Linked DNA regions of Mus musculus: region 1 is linked to region 2. A link is a loop called in an ENCODE intact Hi-C map of the cell type or tissue named here. Cell type or tissue: left cerebral cortex. All regions are shown on one strand.

Region 1 (8,000 bases), 1.9 Mb before region 2:
CTTAGTGTCATTTACACTGGCAGCATCTCCTGACCCCAGACCTGTGTGTTCTCTCCTGGCCTCAGTGTCATTTCTGAGAAAAAGAAATGGGCATCGAATATCACTTATTTGCGATAGGCTGAATAGGTCCTCTCTGAATAAGCCTCTATCCCATCCCCTAGAGCCCTCAAATGTTCATTTATTTGGAAAAAAATGAATCTTTGTAGAGTGATTAAGGGTTTTAAGATAGAACGTAATTAATTATTTTGGATTACTGGTGGGCCGATGGGGTTCAAAGGGACCTTATAAAAGAAGTCAGCAAAGTGGATTCCTCAAGGCTCAGGGAGGAGAAGGGAGTGTGAAGACGGGCAAGAGATTCTTAGGAGATTGGGGGTGATGTTGCAACGACGTGCCAGGCATGCCAGAAGCCACCAAAAGTACAAAAAGAGAAAGAACTGTTTTTCTCTGGAGCCTCCAAAAAGACCCCAGAAACACTAAGGATAGATCTCTGGTTTCTAGGAATCTCACACATTTCTCTTTAAAGCTACTCTCTTTTTGGTAATTTGCCACAGGTACTGGAAATGAATACATGCCACCATGGCGTTATCAAGAGGGTCAGTCAATTTATGTCATGTTGCAGACATGTCAGTCTGTTTGTTATTGAATAAGTTCTCAGTAAGTATTAGCAAATAGTGTCATTTTATTTTGAAGCTAGGGAAAGCGTTGGCAGAGGATGACCGAATGGTGGGGGTGGGGGGCGGAGTGGGTGACCTGCCAGGGTCACTGTGATTTGCAAGCTGGACTTCTATCTTCTCCTTTGGCTGAAGGGATTGAATAAGTCCTGCCCTGCCTGGCTGCCCAGAGTTAAGGGATCAAATGAGTTAATGAACACGACAGTGCTTTTGCACAGCAGCCGTGTAAACGGCTAAGCTGTAGTCACAAAAGCTGGCACCAAACTGAGGCAGCCTAGGAGAGGGCCAGCCTGCAGCTTTGTTACTGGGGTGAGGTCATCTCTCTGGGCTTTTGTTCTTGCCTCTCTGAGCCCATTTGCTGTCCCCGCAACCTGGCCCCTTCAGCCCTGCCTGGAACCCCACACACAAAGTTCCAAAGGTCCCAGCAGTCCCAGCAGTCCCCGAGCCTCCCCTAGGGCACATTTCCTTTTGTTTCTATTTTTAAGAGTTATAACCAATAGATAGATAGATAGATAGATAGATAGATAGAAAGAAAGATAGATAGATAGATAGAAAGAAAGAAAGAAAGAAAGAAAGATAGATAGATAGATAGATAGAAAGATATATAGGTAGGTAGATAGATAGATGATAGATAGATAGATAGATAGGTAGGTAGGTAGATAGATAGATAGATAGATAGATAGATAGATAGGTAGATAGAAAGATATATAGGTAGGTAGATAGATAGATGATAGATAGATAGATAGATAGATAGATAGGTAGGTAGATAGACAGATAGATAGATAGATAGATAGATAGATAGATAGATAGATAGATAGATAGATAGATAGATAGGTAGATAGATAGTAGTGTTTAACAGTGATGCTCTCAGGGCTAAAGTAAATAGATCATCTTCCCTTGGTTTCACTGAAAGTGCCACATGCTTCTGATGAGTATCTTTTAGCCCAGAGACCCAGAGTCAGGGTGTCAACTTAGATAAGAACACGTCAACCCTTGCCAAATGCTTGCCTGTGGTGAAGTCCTCTGTGAAGATACCCAGCTTCCCCCAGAGAGCTACTGGGACAGCCTCAGGGGGCCCAGGAAGGCGCTCAGGAAGGAAGTGGGGGAGATCATGCTGACATGTTGACTTGCTTTGTCTTCTCCTGGCCTTTTCTCCTTGTTACTGTATGTGTTTATTTTGATGGGTGAATGGATAGGTGGGGTATGTCTTGTGTATATTCATGCATAACTTCGGGTTCTTGTTTCACACTCTGGTGATGTTCCCTGGGAGCTGCCTTCCTTTTCTCCTTCTCTTTCTCCTTCTCCTTATTCTCCTCCCTCCTCCTCTCCCTTCTCCTTCTTCCTCCTCCTCTTCCTCCCTCCTCCTCCTTCCTCCTCCTCCTCTTCCTCTTCTCCTCCTCCTCTTCATCCTTCTTTCTTCTTCTTCCTCTTCCTCCTCTCTTTCTTCTTTTCTTCTTCTTCTTCTTCTTTCTTCTTCTTCTTCTTCTTCTTCTTCTTCTTCTTCTTCTTCTTCTTCTTCTTCTTCTTCTTCTTCTTCTTCTTCTTCTCCTTCTCCTTCTCCTTCTCCTTCTCCTTCTCCTTCTCCTTCTCCTTCTCCTTCTCCTTCTCCTTCTCCTTCTTCTTCTACCAGTGTGTGTGTATGTGTGTGTATGTGTGTTCATGTTTATTTATTCTGTTGTTTCTGGAAGTCAGGGATTGATGTTAAGTATCTTCCTCTGTTACTAATCTCCACATACACACACACACACACACACACACACACACACACACACACACACACATATATATACATATATATATATCGTTTTATTTATGTGTAAGTGTGTGTGTGTGTGTGTGTGTGTGTGTCCCCGTGTGTGTGTGTGTGTGTGTGTGCCTTCTGAGTTCAGGTATCCACAGAAGCTACAAGAGAGCATTGGATTCCCTGGAGCTGGAGTTACCTGAGATGCCTGATGTGGATGCTAGGAACTGAACTCAGGTTCTCTGTAAGAACAACGATTAAGTAAATGTTTTAAAGTGCAGAGTCATTGCTCCAGCCCCCCATCCGCATTTTACCTTTTGGGGGTGCACATCTCTCATTGAATCTGGCAGAAACACTAGGAAGAGACTAGTTGGCCAATGAGCCTTCTGGATCTTCCTGTCTCTCTCCCCTACATGCCCTGGGTCACAGGTATGTGCTACCAGGCTTGGCTTTTACACGAAGAACTCAGGTTTCCATGCTTGCACAGAGGTCTTTATACTTACTGAGCTGCCTCCCCAGTCCTTTACCCTGAGGTTCAGGTAGGCTGGCTGGGCAGTGAGTTCCAAGGGCCTGTCTCTGAAATGACTTGTGTGTCCCTAAGATGCCCAAAGGTATGCATTGTGAAGACTGCCAGCCCACAGTTGAAGAATCTTGCCCCCCTTTTTCTTAGATCTTTACTTATTTATTTTATGTATATGCATACACTGTAACTCTCTTCAGACACCAGAAGAGGGCATTGGATCCCATTACAGATGGTTGTGAGCCACCATGTGGTTGCTGAGAATTGAACCCAGGACCTTTGGAAGAGCAGTCAGTGCTTTTTAAGTGCTGAGCCAGCTCTCCAATCCTCCCCTCCCTTTCTTTATCACAGAAGCATGGTGCTAGACCAGACTCTAGACCTCCTACACTGGTTAGCAGTGAAGAAAACTAGAGATAGAAGCTAATCAGGCAGGGAAGAGACCCCAAAGCATCAGTTCTGAGAATGCCCCCAGTTTCTGCCATATGTCCTTTCAAGAGCCTCAGGCCAGCAGCTTATTGGAGACCTATTTCCTGGGACCACCTTCTTAGCCTATGGAGCTCTGAGTCTTTTCTGCACTCCCTCTTAAGTGACCACTTATGGATGGACAATAAAATTCTCGGTAAAACTCATCCTTCCTGGTAAATTCCATTCTGTGAATTCAGAGGAAGAGAACCTGAAAGTCACTAGCTCTGTTGCCCTTAGAGACAGCCCAGTACTCCCATGTTGGCAGGAGTGGACCTAAATGTCCCTGACCAGAGGGTGGTTCAGTTCTGTGGCTTTAGGCCAGAGCTAAGATGCCTCAGGTACCTTTCTGAGGTCAGCCTACACTGAGATTCTCAGTATCTCCAGTGCCCTGAACAGCCATCTTCCCTCTTGCTGTCCTTGGGCCCAAGTTCCTGTTTCCCACAGGGAAGTCTCCTGAAGGCAGCAGAGGGACCTTTGAACCACAGCCCATTCCCACTTGCTGACAGTTAATGACTTGTTTCCAGGGATGCTTAATGCACTGTGAAATCAGCCATTAATTGCAGAAGCAACCGATTTCAGAGAGATCGTGGTGATTATGAGCCATTTATGATACCGGTGGCCTCACAAACATGCTGCCTGTGTTTCTCTGCCCATTCCTCATGAGAGGAGAAAGCCAGTTATGGGACTGGGATGTATCTCTCTGTTGGGGAGCAGTCATGGGCAGCAGAGCACCCTAATCCCCTGCAGTGATTCTCTTCAAACTCCAGCTACAAAACCCCCAAGTCAGCAGCCCAGTTCCTGGGGAAAGAAAAGAATTTCACCTGCCAGCAGCCAGCTGAGGGAGGCAGCATTGGCTAATGGATGGAGCCGCTCTCTGGGCAGTGACTGTACCCAGTTCTGGTGGCTTCCAGGCTGCAGCTGAAGAAACTTCTGTGGGTCAGCAAGGTTCTCTGGTGTCCTCTGGGTTGGCTCCAAGTGATTCTGGGGCCGCTGTCTCTTTGGTTTGTTTCTGGGGAAAACTGGAAATAAATGGTTCCCTTTGTTAGCATGCAAAAGCTCTCCACTTCTCAGGGCTCCATCCTCACATTTTTAATTATGTTTGGTGTTTCCCAGCAGTGTAGCCCAGGCTGGCCAGGAACTCAGGATCCTCATTCCTTAAGCAATCCAGTACTGGGGTATGCACTCCTCACCTATCTCAGACTAACCTTTGCTTTCTTTTGCATTATGTGAAAGAAAGAAAGAAAGCAAACTGGCTTTCTCTGAGCTCCCCACACCAACCTTCTGCTATCAATCTCCTACGATTTCCAGAGCCTTTTGGCTTGTTTTGTGTAAACCCTCAGAAGAGTCTTCAGAGACAACCTTGCTTCTCCTCTCTTGGGGCCATGTCACCCAGGTGTAAAGGAATGTCCCCGGAACTCATAGGCCAAGGACTCAGGGACTCTGGGTCTATACCAGCCTCAAAATATCCAGAAAGAGAGTAGAGGCCAGCATCGTGTGTAAGTAGAAAGCCTACCCATTAGTCTATTTTGCCCCTGCAAGCTAGGTCAGGATAAATAAGGGGAGAAGGGGGAGGGGGAGGAAGGAGTAGGGGGGGGAAGGGAGGGAGGGAGGGAGGGGGAGGGGTGGGGTCTGCTGGGGTGAAGGGTTTTACAGTGCTGGGATATGGGATCTGCTTACCCTATCAACAGCAGGAGATTAACAGCATGCATTGTGCCCACTAAGGTGGAATGCAAACTGTTTCTGATTGTGCTCACTGACACAAGATCTGGTTTATGGACTCTGTATACACATATGTACACGTGTATAAAGTGACATGCCCTGACATATCTAACCATCAGAGTCACTCTGAGAGATCAAAGACTCCACCAGCGTTTCTTGCTTTTAGCTGGTGTTAGCATACACTTGTGATCCCAACATTCAAGAGCTGGAGGCAGGAGGATCAGTGTTCAAGGCTAGCCTGGATTGCATGAGACCCCGCCTTACTTACAACAGAGCAATGCAAAGCAAAAACAAAACAAGAGCAACAAAGAAGAAATTTCTTCCTTTAGTGTCCAGAAAATGTCTGCCTCTACTACAATGAATGTATCTTTAAAGACTTCTGGGTATTTATTTTTAATGTTTAAATAAAACTTGTTCTAGTTTATTGATGGTGATAAAATGATATTTCAGGAGGTTTTCCTAAAGCTCTTTCTTGATAGTGTTTGCCTTTATTTGCTAAAAGAATCCAAGGTAAGACTAGAAAGGCAATCAGCTCACGTTCATAAAACAATCCACTTGGTAAAGAATTTAAAGATGGAGTCAGAAACAGGAAACATAAGGGCCCCATCCTCTTAAGAATTATGGATCAATCAAAAGTGGAGTGTGGGTTGGACAGTGTCACAGAAAGAAACTGGGGGTGGGGAGGACCCCATTCAGGGTGACAGCAGCCAAGTGCTAGTACTTCCTGTGCTATTGGTGGCTGTGCACAGGTGATATACAGGGCTCCCCGTGGCCTCGGGGCAGCTCTCTGCCAGACAGGCTTGAGAATTTGGGACATATCTGAAATTTCACTTCCTCCTTGAGTTTTGATATTTCTCTGAAATTCACGCCTCACTCCAGACTCAGCCACACCTTCTCCTAATAACCTCTTGCCCCGAGTCTGAATGTCAGGGACCTTCTGCTTGGCTCCTTGCCAGAGAACTGGTCATGACAGATACTCCAGAAAGTGCCCAGCATCCCAGAGTCTTTTGAAATGAGGTCCTTTTCCTGCTAAATGCCACCCCAGACAAACCTTATTTGAAAACCCCACAGCCCAGTTAGAATTCCATCTGGTCCTGTCTTGAAATTTTAACAAAAGAAGTGATTTCTTGAAAGAAATTTGATATAAAAAGTACAAGCCCAGGGACCAAAAATGAAGATTATGTATAAAATTTTATTAGCTTATAAAAAAAAGGAGACAGAAGGTCAAGTCAGGGGCATCATTATAGCTAGTTAAGCAAAGTTAAAAATCTTACAATAATTACCTTTGGGGCTAAAATATATAAAACACACAAGCATACACACACACACACACACACACACACACACACACACACACAAAAGACAATTAAAATTATCTTTGTTATCAGGGTCAGAAGATAATTCTGAAAAATGAGCCAGGAGCCACCTAGTACATATCAGTTTAAGTCAATTACCAGCTAAATAAAATATTCATTCTACAAGCCATTTCTTTCTCTAATTTTAAAAGCTAGTATTTTGTCAGCGTTCTCTTGTTTTGAGAACATAGTTTATAAACCCCAAACAAAGCAAAGGCACAGTGAGCTTTGTTCTGACTGGAAGGGGGAGGCAGCCAGTAAGATTTCCAAGACTAAAGTCACCAAAATGTGTAACTCCCAAAAAACCAAAAACTGAAACAGGAAATCCTTCAAATTAGCTGTTCACATAAAGTCTTTAAAAAACAAAACAAAACCAATTAGGGAGACAGCCTACTCTTTACTCTCTGTCCTGATAAAGGTTTTGTTCTGTTTTTTTTTTGTTTGTTTGTTTGTTTTAAAGATTTATTTATTTTATTTATATGAGTACACTGTAGCTGTCTTTAGACACACCAGAAGAGGGCATCAGATCTCATTACAGATGGTTGTGAGCCACCATGTGGTTGCTGGGAATTGAACTCAGGAGCTCTGGAAAAGCAGTCAGTGCTCTTAACTGCTGAACCATCTCTCCAGTCTCCTGATAAAGTTTTAAAAATAACAGCCCTCTGAGTTTCTTGTGTGTACATTGTCTCTCCAGCAAGGCTCAGGACCAGAAGCTGTTGGTTCCATTTCTCTTGGGTTTTCCCTCACTTTGGCACCAAGTCAGGAGAGCTGGGGATATGGGAGATGGCTCACAGTTATTTGCTCTTTGGGCAAGAAAGGCAACTGGCTTTATATGTCTTCCTACATCGGCTCCATGACAACGACTTCTTAAAATCTTGACTCCAGAAAGAATCTTGGAATGAGTTTGAGTCCAGTGTACAGATATCACATGCAAGGGTGCAAGAGGTTGTGGGATCTATATGCTGTTTGGACCCTGAATAAACCAGACCTTGGGCTTCCATAACACTCAATGCTACTGCCTGAGACAACACACCAAGTTATGTTAGGTCAACTTGTCTTCTTGAGGATCCTGTGTAGCTCAGGCTAGCCTTCAGCTCACCGAGGATGACCTTTGAACTTCTGCTCATCCTGCCTCTCTTTCCCAAGTGATGAGATCACAGGTGTGTACCATGGTGCTCTCTCTCTCTCTCTCTCTCTCTCTCTCTCTCTCTCTCTCTCTCTCTCTCTTGTCTGTCTCTGTCTCTGTAGGGTTCACACGGTTCATTCCAGAGTTGCCTGTGAGGTAGACAATCATTCTACCAACTGAGCTATAGGCCCAGCCCAGTGTGTGTGTGTGTTTCTAACATGTTTCTTCACTAAACATTTTTCTCTATTTGCTAATTTCCAAACTTTTGAGAGAGAGAGAGAGGGAGAGAAAGAGAGAGAGAGGCAGGGAGGGAGGGAGAGAGAGAGAGAGAGAGAGAAAGAGAGAGGGGGAGGGAGGGAGGGAGAGAGAGAGAGAGAGAGAGAGAGAGAGAGAACAAGTGTAT
Region 2 (8,000 bases):
TCCTTCTGTCCACCTCAAGATCTTATCTTCTCCTTCTGCCAAATCCCGTTATGCTCTCAGACTGACAGCCTTGCTCCTTGACGGCCACCCACCAGACAGCCTTCCCAGAAAGGCAGGGTTAACTGCTACCTCACCACCGCTGACATCTCCCCTAGCTACTTAATGCTTCTCTGCTTGGGACGGCATACAGACCTCCTGCGACCCGTTTCCTCTTGCCGGTTTTCGGATGTTCCCACTGGGTCTTCTCCTCAGTGTGACTGTAATAGAGACCCACAACAGAGTAAGTTAACACTGCTATACGATGTCACTGTGTTAGCTGTGGCTCTTCCTGATATAGCTGGAGTCCTGAGAACAGGCAGACTCAGGGCAGATGGTCTGCTGACGACGACAGGTCAGAGGCCTCTGGTTGTAGGTCAGAATCAAACCTGAAGGAATCTTGCAGGGCAGGCAGGGGGATCACTGGGAGAGCAAGCGGGGCAGGGTCGCAGCTAGAGTCAGCTTTACAAAGCTCTGGGAAGCACAAAGCTCTAGCAAGACATTCTGCACTCCTCTTCCCTTTATTCAAGAATACACTGACTATCTTCAATATCTGGTTTATAACGCTCATATTTAAATATTAGATGTAGCTTAAATATTGCATTGCTAAAGTTTATTTTCCTTGTTCTTTCTACTTTGAGTTTTGGGTTTTTGGTTTGTTTTGGTTTTGTTTGGAGACAAGGTTTCATGTGGCGCAGGCTGAGCTCACTACGTAGCCATGGATGATATTAAACGCTTGATTCTGCTGCCTCTGCTTCCTAATTATTAAAATTACAGGTGTGACTTGTTTGTTTGTTTGTTTGTTTGTTTTGTTTTTTCGAGGCAGGGTTTCTCTGTATAGCCCTGGCTGTCCTGGAACTCACTTTGTAGACCAGGCTGGCCTCGAACTCAGAAATCTGCCTGCTTCTGCCTCCGGGGTGCTGGGACTAAAGGCGTGCGCCACCATGCCCGGCCAGATGTGACTTTTAAAATGTATATTCTGGCCTGCCAAAATGGCTCAGGAGGAAAAAGTGCTTGCCATGCAACCCTGAGGACCCAAGTTTGCTGCCTGGATCCCACGGAGGAAGAGGAGATGCAGTTCCTGAATGCTGTCCTCTCATCTCCACCAATACTCCATGGGATGCACACATACACACTTCACACACACACACATTCACAAATATTTAAATCTGTATTTTGGCCCCAGGTATAACTTCAGTGTCTCATTAATCTCTGGGTCCTGAGTGCACCCAAAAGGATGTTAAGAGTGTAGCGAGACAGTAGCACAGGTCACTTAGCTATGACAAGATGACCACGGATCTGTGAACGCTGGGTCTGACCAGACAGCCCCTACGCACCACTGCTCCACTGACTCCACCTCTCAGCCATCACCTCCTGTCATCTGCAGAATGGGGCTGTCTCCAGGACACTGTCCAAATGGTCTCACAGAGCAATCTTATAATACAATGGTGAGCTGTCATACATTCTATTGGTAAGTTGTCTGAGCTCACCGAAAGCAGACTCTGGTATATAGGAGGCTTCCCCTTACCAGGCTCCAGTGTGTTTATTTCACGTGCCCTTCAAAAGCTCCCAAGAGACTAATGGGCTCCCCAGTCTGTGACAGGAGAAAGGAAAACAGCAGACAGCTAAGGGTATTCACACACACACACACACACACACACACTTTGTCCTTGAACATAGCTAAAAGATTCCCAAGCGCCTTCCCTCAGCTACTGTTTATCCCATGATATAAAACTGCCCATGGCTAAGGGAAACATGGAGAATAAGTACCAGGCAACGGGAGCTCCACCACGGCCTCAGTCGGGGCTCCCAGATGTGGGCTGATGTTGTACACACCTGACTAAGCTTTACTCCTCTCTCAGCTGGGCTCTTCCAGTCAGTTTCTGATGGGCACTGTGAGTGCTCTATTGATAAGATTTTGCTAGCCAAGGCTTCTCTCTATCTGCTACTTGCTGTTTCTTCCTTTACTTTTGCTCGGTTCACATTTAATAGAGTGAAAAAGTACAACTGTACTAGACCATTCTCCTTAAAACGTGGGTAGAAAGCTAGAACCACCTGTCACCAGTGACAGGGCATCCCTCCCGTGAGGGACACAGCCAGGCACTGAAGGAGGCACTCGAAGGTTAAGCTTGATTTCCTTAAATCCACCCTCGGAAAGGAAGTAAACTGTATTACATCATCACCAATGGACGAGACGCCGACAGCGGACGCCAAGGACTGAGAAACAGTGCTAAGTTCAGGTGGTTGGAGCAGCACAGTCTAGGACGTTTTCTAGGGCTGAGACTCCACACACTGAGGTCCACGTAGGAGCACCCAATGCAGGACCATTGGCATGCCTATACCCCAGCACCTCCTGCTCACACAATCCACTCATGTCTCCAGAGCCACTCAGTCCTTCTGAAGACACAAACTCACTATCACTCCCTGGCTTCAGATCATCGGCTGGCTCTAGAGTCCGACAACAAAATCCAAGTCCTTGGTGAAGCACAGAAGGGCCTCTGCAAACTGATTCCTTTCTCACCAGTCTCAGGCTTTACAACTCTATACCACAGAGAGAGGGCTGCCTGGGGTCTCTCCTCCCACTGCCCCCTCCAACCTGCCTGACTTCCTACCACCTGAGGCCACCTTCTACAGCACTCTGAGACACAGGGCAAGTGACACCTCTCCTAGGCGGCCTCCCTCACCCACCCACCCACCTCACGCTGGACACAGTGCACTGGAACTATATCATTAGAAATCACTTGCTGGTATTGCAGAGATCCTTAAGAATGGCAGCTGCACCACACTTAGCTGGACATCACCAATGCCCACCCACCGGCCTGGCCCTTAAGGACTCTTGAATGAATGAACTCACCAAAGCTTTTCTGTTTCTTTCTATCTGGCCACCAGGGGCAGCAGTGAGTAGCTTTGAGTACCTGCAAATCTCATACTTTACAGCCCATCAGTGGGGAGACGCCAGGGCACATTAGTTCCTAATTTGATAACAGGGCAAGAACGTTATCTTTTAAGTCTTTCTGGAACCAGGTAGGGTAGTACAAACCCTGTAATTACATATCTGGGAGGTGGAGGCATCAAGAACTATGTCATCCTGTTTACAAAAGAAAGTCTAGGCAAGCCTGGGCTACAGGAAGCACTGCTAGACAAAACTGTAGCATGTGCCATTAACCCCAGAGGCTGGAAGGTCTCTGTGAGTTTGAAGCCAGTCTGGTCTGTATATAATTTTTTAAGTTAATTATTAAAAACTAAAAATACACTTACAGGTGTTAATACAATAGTTTGTTTTCTGAAAGCCAGGTGATAAGATACTCTCATAGAAAGCTTGAAAAAGATTGAGTCTCCTAGCTTTTAAAGACATAAAGTCAGGTGTGTTGTTCATGCACACTTTGCCCAGGAGAAATGGGAGCTCAACCTCGGCCACCTAACCAAGTTAAGGCCACCCTCGACTATATGAGACCCTGTTTTAAAAATATTTCACAGATATATAAGAAAATAGAAGAGGAAGTATTTGATATGAAGAAAAAAATCAGGAAAAGTACACAATATTCATAAGAAAAAGGAGACCATGAAACTCGGGGGTTGGAGGCAGATAGACATCTTGGAAGGCAGACAGGGAGAGGAACCATGGCTAGGTGACACAGGTGGTGAACTTCCAAGACAGCCAGCTTCTTCCTCACACTCTTTATGTGAGTCGAAAGCCTGGCATCTTAAAACAAAGTCCTTGTGGGCTTTTTCTCCTGCTAGTCAGCTGTTGCTGATGACTGGCTCAGCAAGTTCGAGACCACATCAGGACACGTTACCCAACAGATGTGGGTTGACCAACCCTTATCTTTTCTTCAAACTGACCAACTCTTAAATTAGGGAATGAAAACTCCTCAATGACTTAAAACCAAAGCCCTCAAGAAGAGGCTGCAATTTTTTCGGCTCCAGAGTTCCCTTTGGCTTTGCAGTTGTTTTCTCCATGTGTGTCTGCCCTGTGAACACGAGTCCTCCCCTACAGAGTGCCTTTCAGCCTGCTGACTGTGCCTGCTGCTGTCGGAGGTGTTGGAGACTTCTCCACTGCTACCTGCTACATTGCGAATTTCCCGCTTTTTCATTCTTTGACTGGCAGAGCCTGATCAAGACTGTATGAAAACCTAGCATTTTGTCCATTAAGTATCTATTTCTTAAAAATGAACAGAGGTCCCCAAGCATAGAGTCAGCTGCAGTAGCTCCCCCTATGGGAGCTACTATCCCCTATCACGCCTATGCAATTTTGCCACAGATACAGTCCAAGTAACAGAAAACGCCTGCGGGGCAACCTACTAGCCTCTCCACTGAGTGCCTTGTGCACAGCACAGATTCATTCTTGTGTCTGCTCATTTCAGAGATGAGGAGAACAGAAAAGTCAGGGGCTTGCTTTCAGTGGCCCAAGGTCACGGTTAGCAACAGGGAAAGGCTCTGTGGAGGTTTCCAAGACTTCCCTGGGAAACCACTGCGAGCCATCCAGGACATCTGCTTAAAAATACAGATTGCTGGGCCTCCAGATCAGGTCCCCATGGCAGGAGCTTGGCTTTGAAGTTTTCTCTATTTCCTCTTTAGAGGAGTAAGACCTAGGCGCCACCACCGCACGGTGCAGTGCCACCTAGTGAGCGGCAGGGGGCGTGCGGCGGGTGGCCAGGTGACGGGACCTTGACCCAGATCCCCTAATAACGGGGGACAGCCTGGGACAGGTGGCTGGCATTTCGGATGCGCATGCCCGCCTGGCAGGGCAGCGCAGGGTCCAGGCCTCGCAGGACACGGCTCCCAGGAACGCCGCTCCAAGGCCGCTTACTTGGCGTAGTACACCCAGCCGTCCTTGGTGGTTCTCTCCTCCCAGCCCGGAGGCAGCTCATCCTCACTGTCCGTGTCGTCCAGGCCCGCATAGCGCAGAGCTGCCATGCTGGAGACAGAAGTAGCCGCCTGCTCTCCTCAGCAACTCACTCTGGCTTCAACCGCGCCGCGCGCGTCCGGGAGGGGACCAGACCGCTCGCGCCTGCGCACTGCTCGCCCAGCCGGTCCGCGGCTGTAATCCAGTTTCCGGGTTTTGCAGCTACTGGCGGGAAAGGGGGCGGAGCCTGAGAAGAGCACGGGAGGGAACGCGGAAGAGATGGAACGGCCGTGGGGGGTGGAAGGAAAAGCAGGAACGGCTCAGAAACTGGAATAAGCTTCCTCAGCCTCCTGGAAGGGGCGTGCTTACCCAGTCATCATGCAGGACTCTGCACGTTGCTGGGCGACCCGAAGGCACTTCCTTATTGTTTTACCCAATCCTGAATGAGTCCCAGCAGTGAAGTATCCTGGGAAATGTAGTCCAAGCTCAACTGGACTATAAAGGGGGGGCGGGGAGGGGGGAAAGGTTCTGATGAGATTATTCTGAGCTCCAGTTTCGTCCCATGCCCTGCAGGTGTACAACCTTTTGACACTACGACATGATACTGTGACATGGTCATTTCCAAAATTTACACTAGAGAAGCCCTCAATCGAATATCCAAATAGGAAAAAGAAAAGAAAAATCTCACAATGCTTAAAGTTTAGGATTTTTGTGTTGGGCAGCATTTATTAGTATCCCGGGCCACGTGTTGCCACGAGCCTCAGGTTGGACACACCTGCGAGAGTAAATGTCCTGACTTGATACTATCCAGGTATTTTTCCATTCACAATCTGTGTTGTTTATGTAAATATGCCATTTAAAAAAAAAAAACCTACACTTGGAGAACTAAGTGACTCCAGAATTTGGGAGGGTAAGTCAAAACGATCACAAGTTCACAAGTTCGAGGCCAGCCTATGCTATAAAGGGAGCCAAAAATCGAGAACATGCAAATTCTCATGCCTCCAGATTCTCTATTAAGAGAGAATGGTCTTCCAACCATAACTTGGTTCTCTTGTTCATAGGCGGCACCTGATTACAAACTTGCAAAGCAGACTTTTAAAGCACCTGAAAAAAAAATCCTGGTTATAAATATCCTAGACCCACAATGTGAAGCCTACCTTCACAACAGCACTTAGTCCCTTCCCCTATTTGTTTATCATTTCTGGCTCCTGGAAGTTTAGCTTTGACTTTGATCTAACAAGGATCTATCTGCATGTAAACCCAGGCAAAGAAGATTTTTCAGGAGCTTGAATACGTGTGAGACAAAGCCAACACCCACAAAGTCATACCCTAAGGAGATTTTATGACCATCTTGTTTCTGTAAAAACATCTGCGCCACAGTAGTTATGAAATGAGGATTTTTTAACTATCCAAGCTTGTGCTTCCGAAGCTGCACGCCAGGTGGCGCTATCAGCCTGCAGTTCAAAGCCTTGGTTCCCAGCAAGGAACCTTTGAACCTGTTTTTTGTTTGTTTGTTTGTTTGTTTGTTTGTTTTTAATCGATTGTTTACTTTCTTCTCTAGTAGAAATTTGCAACAACAAGATGCACTCACTTTTGCTGAGTAAAATTTGACACCACTCAAAAGAAACGAAATGTGTGCAAGGGACACGGATTTTAGTAGGCTATTCCTAGAACCCAACTTCTCTAATGTATCAATACCAGGAAGTTGGTTATTTATTTCAACACCTACCCACCCCCAATACCCTGCAGACCTGATTTAACTTAAATCATGAGTCCTTGCTAAATCAAGTTTGCTGCTTTGATGCCAAACTTTACCTACAAAAGGGATCTGGGAAGCTTCCTGACTCTTCTGACAATGTTCTGAAAGAATATCGAAGCTTAGAGTGGCGGCTCTTGCCAGTGAGGTCAGCATATGGGAGACTTAAAACAGAAGGTTAGCGACTTCAGCGACTGTTATTATCCCGTTAGCATTTGTGTGTGTGTGTGTGTGTGTGTGTGTGTGTGTGTGTGTGTGTGTGTCTAAGCTCCGCCCCACAGTTACCCTGTAACAGCCAGGTGTGCTTGAATTACTTTAAAGAGACTGCTTGCTCCCTCCTCTCTCTTGCCTTCTTGCTCCCACTCTGTCCCCTCGTCCCTTCCCCCCACCCACCCCATCCGTGCTCTTGGCGGCCTCTACTTCCCTCCTCCTCCTCCTCCTCCTCCTCCTCCTCCTCCTCCTCCTCCTCCTCCTCCTCCTCCTCCTCCTTCTTCTTCTCTCTCTCTCTCTCTCTCTCTCTCTCTCTCTCTCTCTCTCTCTCTCTCTCTTCCCCCCCACTACACTCTCAACTCCCCTCTCTGAGTAAGCTCTATACTATACTGGCTGGCTGGTCCCTCAGGGGGAAGGGATGCCTCAGCATGGGCCTATAGAGGCACCCCATTCCCACATACCTGACTACAAATCCACCAAAACATATTCCTCCTCTCTTTATCTTTTTATAAACACACGACAGTTACATTTATTTTTATATTTTAATTAGTTAATTTATTTATTGCTGCTGCAACAAAAGGATTCTGAGGGGGAAACTCCCTGTCAGTGTGACCTCACTTGGGTTTGTCACAGGTGCAGAGTTGAGTCTGGCAAACAGATGCTGGAGTTTCTGGGTCCTTGCACCTCTTTCTAGTGAACTGTATAAAGACACATGAAAATCTTCAGGAATGGTGATTTATTAAGAGCAAGATAAAGAGGTGCCTGGAGATGTGCCAGGCTTCAACCTGCGGTCTGCCTCCAAAAGAGCAATAAAGGAATGAGAGCTGAGCCACACGCTGAAATAAACCCTAACCCTAACCCTAACCCTAACCCTAACCCTAACCCTAACCCTAACCCTAACCCTAATCCTAATGGGCTGAAGTAAATTTTCATGGTCTACTAACAAAGTACCCACTTCTCCCAAGCTCAGGGATTTTCTGGGCTTGCTCTTTTGGTTGAAAGAAGCTCAGGTAACTTAAGGGCTTCCAATCTTTCCTCCCAGGCTCTTTTTATCTTGGGATTTTTTGTTTTGTTTTATTTTTGTTGTTGTTTTGGGTTTTTTTTTGTTTTGTTTTGTTTTTTGTTGTTGTTTTGGGTTTTTTTTGTTTTGGT

What was found. Hi-C counts contacts between places; a loop is a spot of excess contacts. Peaks named below come from ENCODE experiments on the same cell type or tissue, not always from the same donor. Only the 100,000 strongest peaks of a DNase experiment are listed, where the experiment ranks them.
Region 1: it touches region 2 in a loop (3-fold over the local background); 4 of 42 quality-filtered maps call a loop at or near these places.

Annotation. Positions count from the first base shown.
Region 1 is chr8:116,360,626-116,368,625 of GRCm38, reverse strand. No RefSeq gene overlaps it. Among named protein-coding and RNA genes, the nearest start is that of Gm31278, 12 kb to the right of the region's middle. In left cerebral cortex, a CTCF peak has its summit at 4,238 (motif pointing right); DNase peaks (open chromatin) are centred at 941 and 4,246.
Region 2 is chr8:114,436,725-114,444,724 of GRCm38, reverse strand. Wwox (WW domain-containing oxidoreductase) reads right to left here and starts at 5,073. Exons shown (of 9, transcript NM_019573.3): 1 at 4,847-5,073; 2 at 193-257. The coding sequence starts at 4,953. In left cerebral cortex, CTCF peaks have their summits at 2,918 (motif pointing right), 4,472, 4,676 (motif pointing left) and 6,320 (motif pointing right); DNase peaks (open chromatin) are centred at 5,164, 5,901 and 6,277; H3K4me3 peaks cover 1,189 bases; H3K27ac peaks cover 403 bases.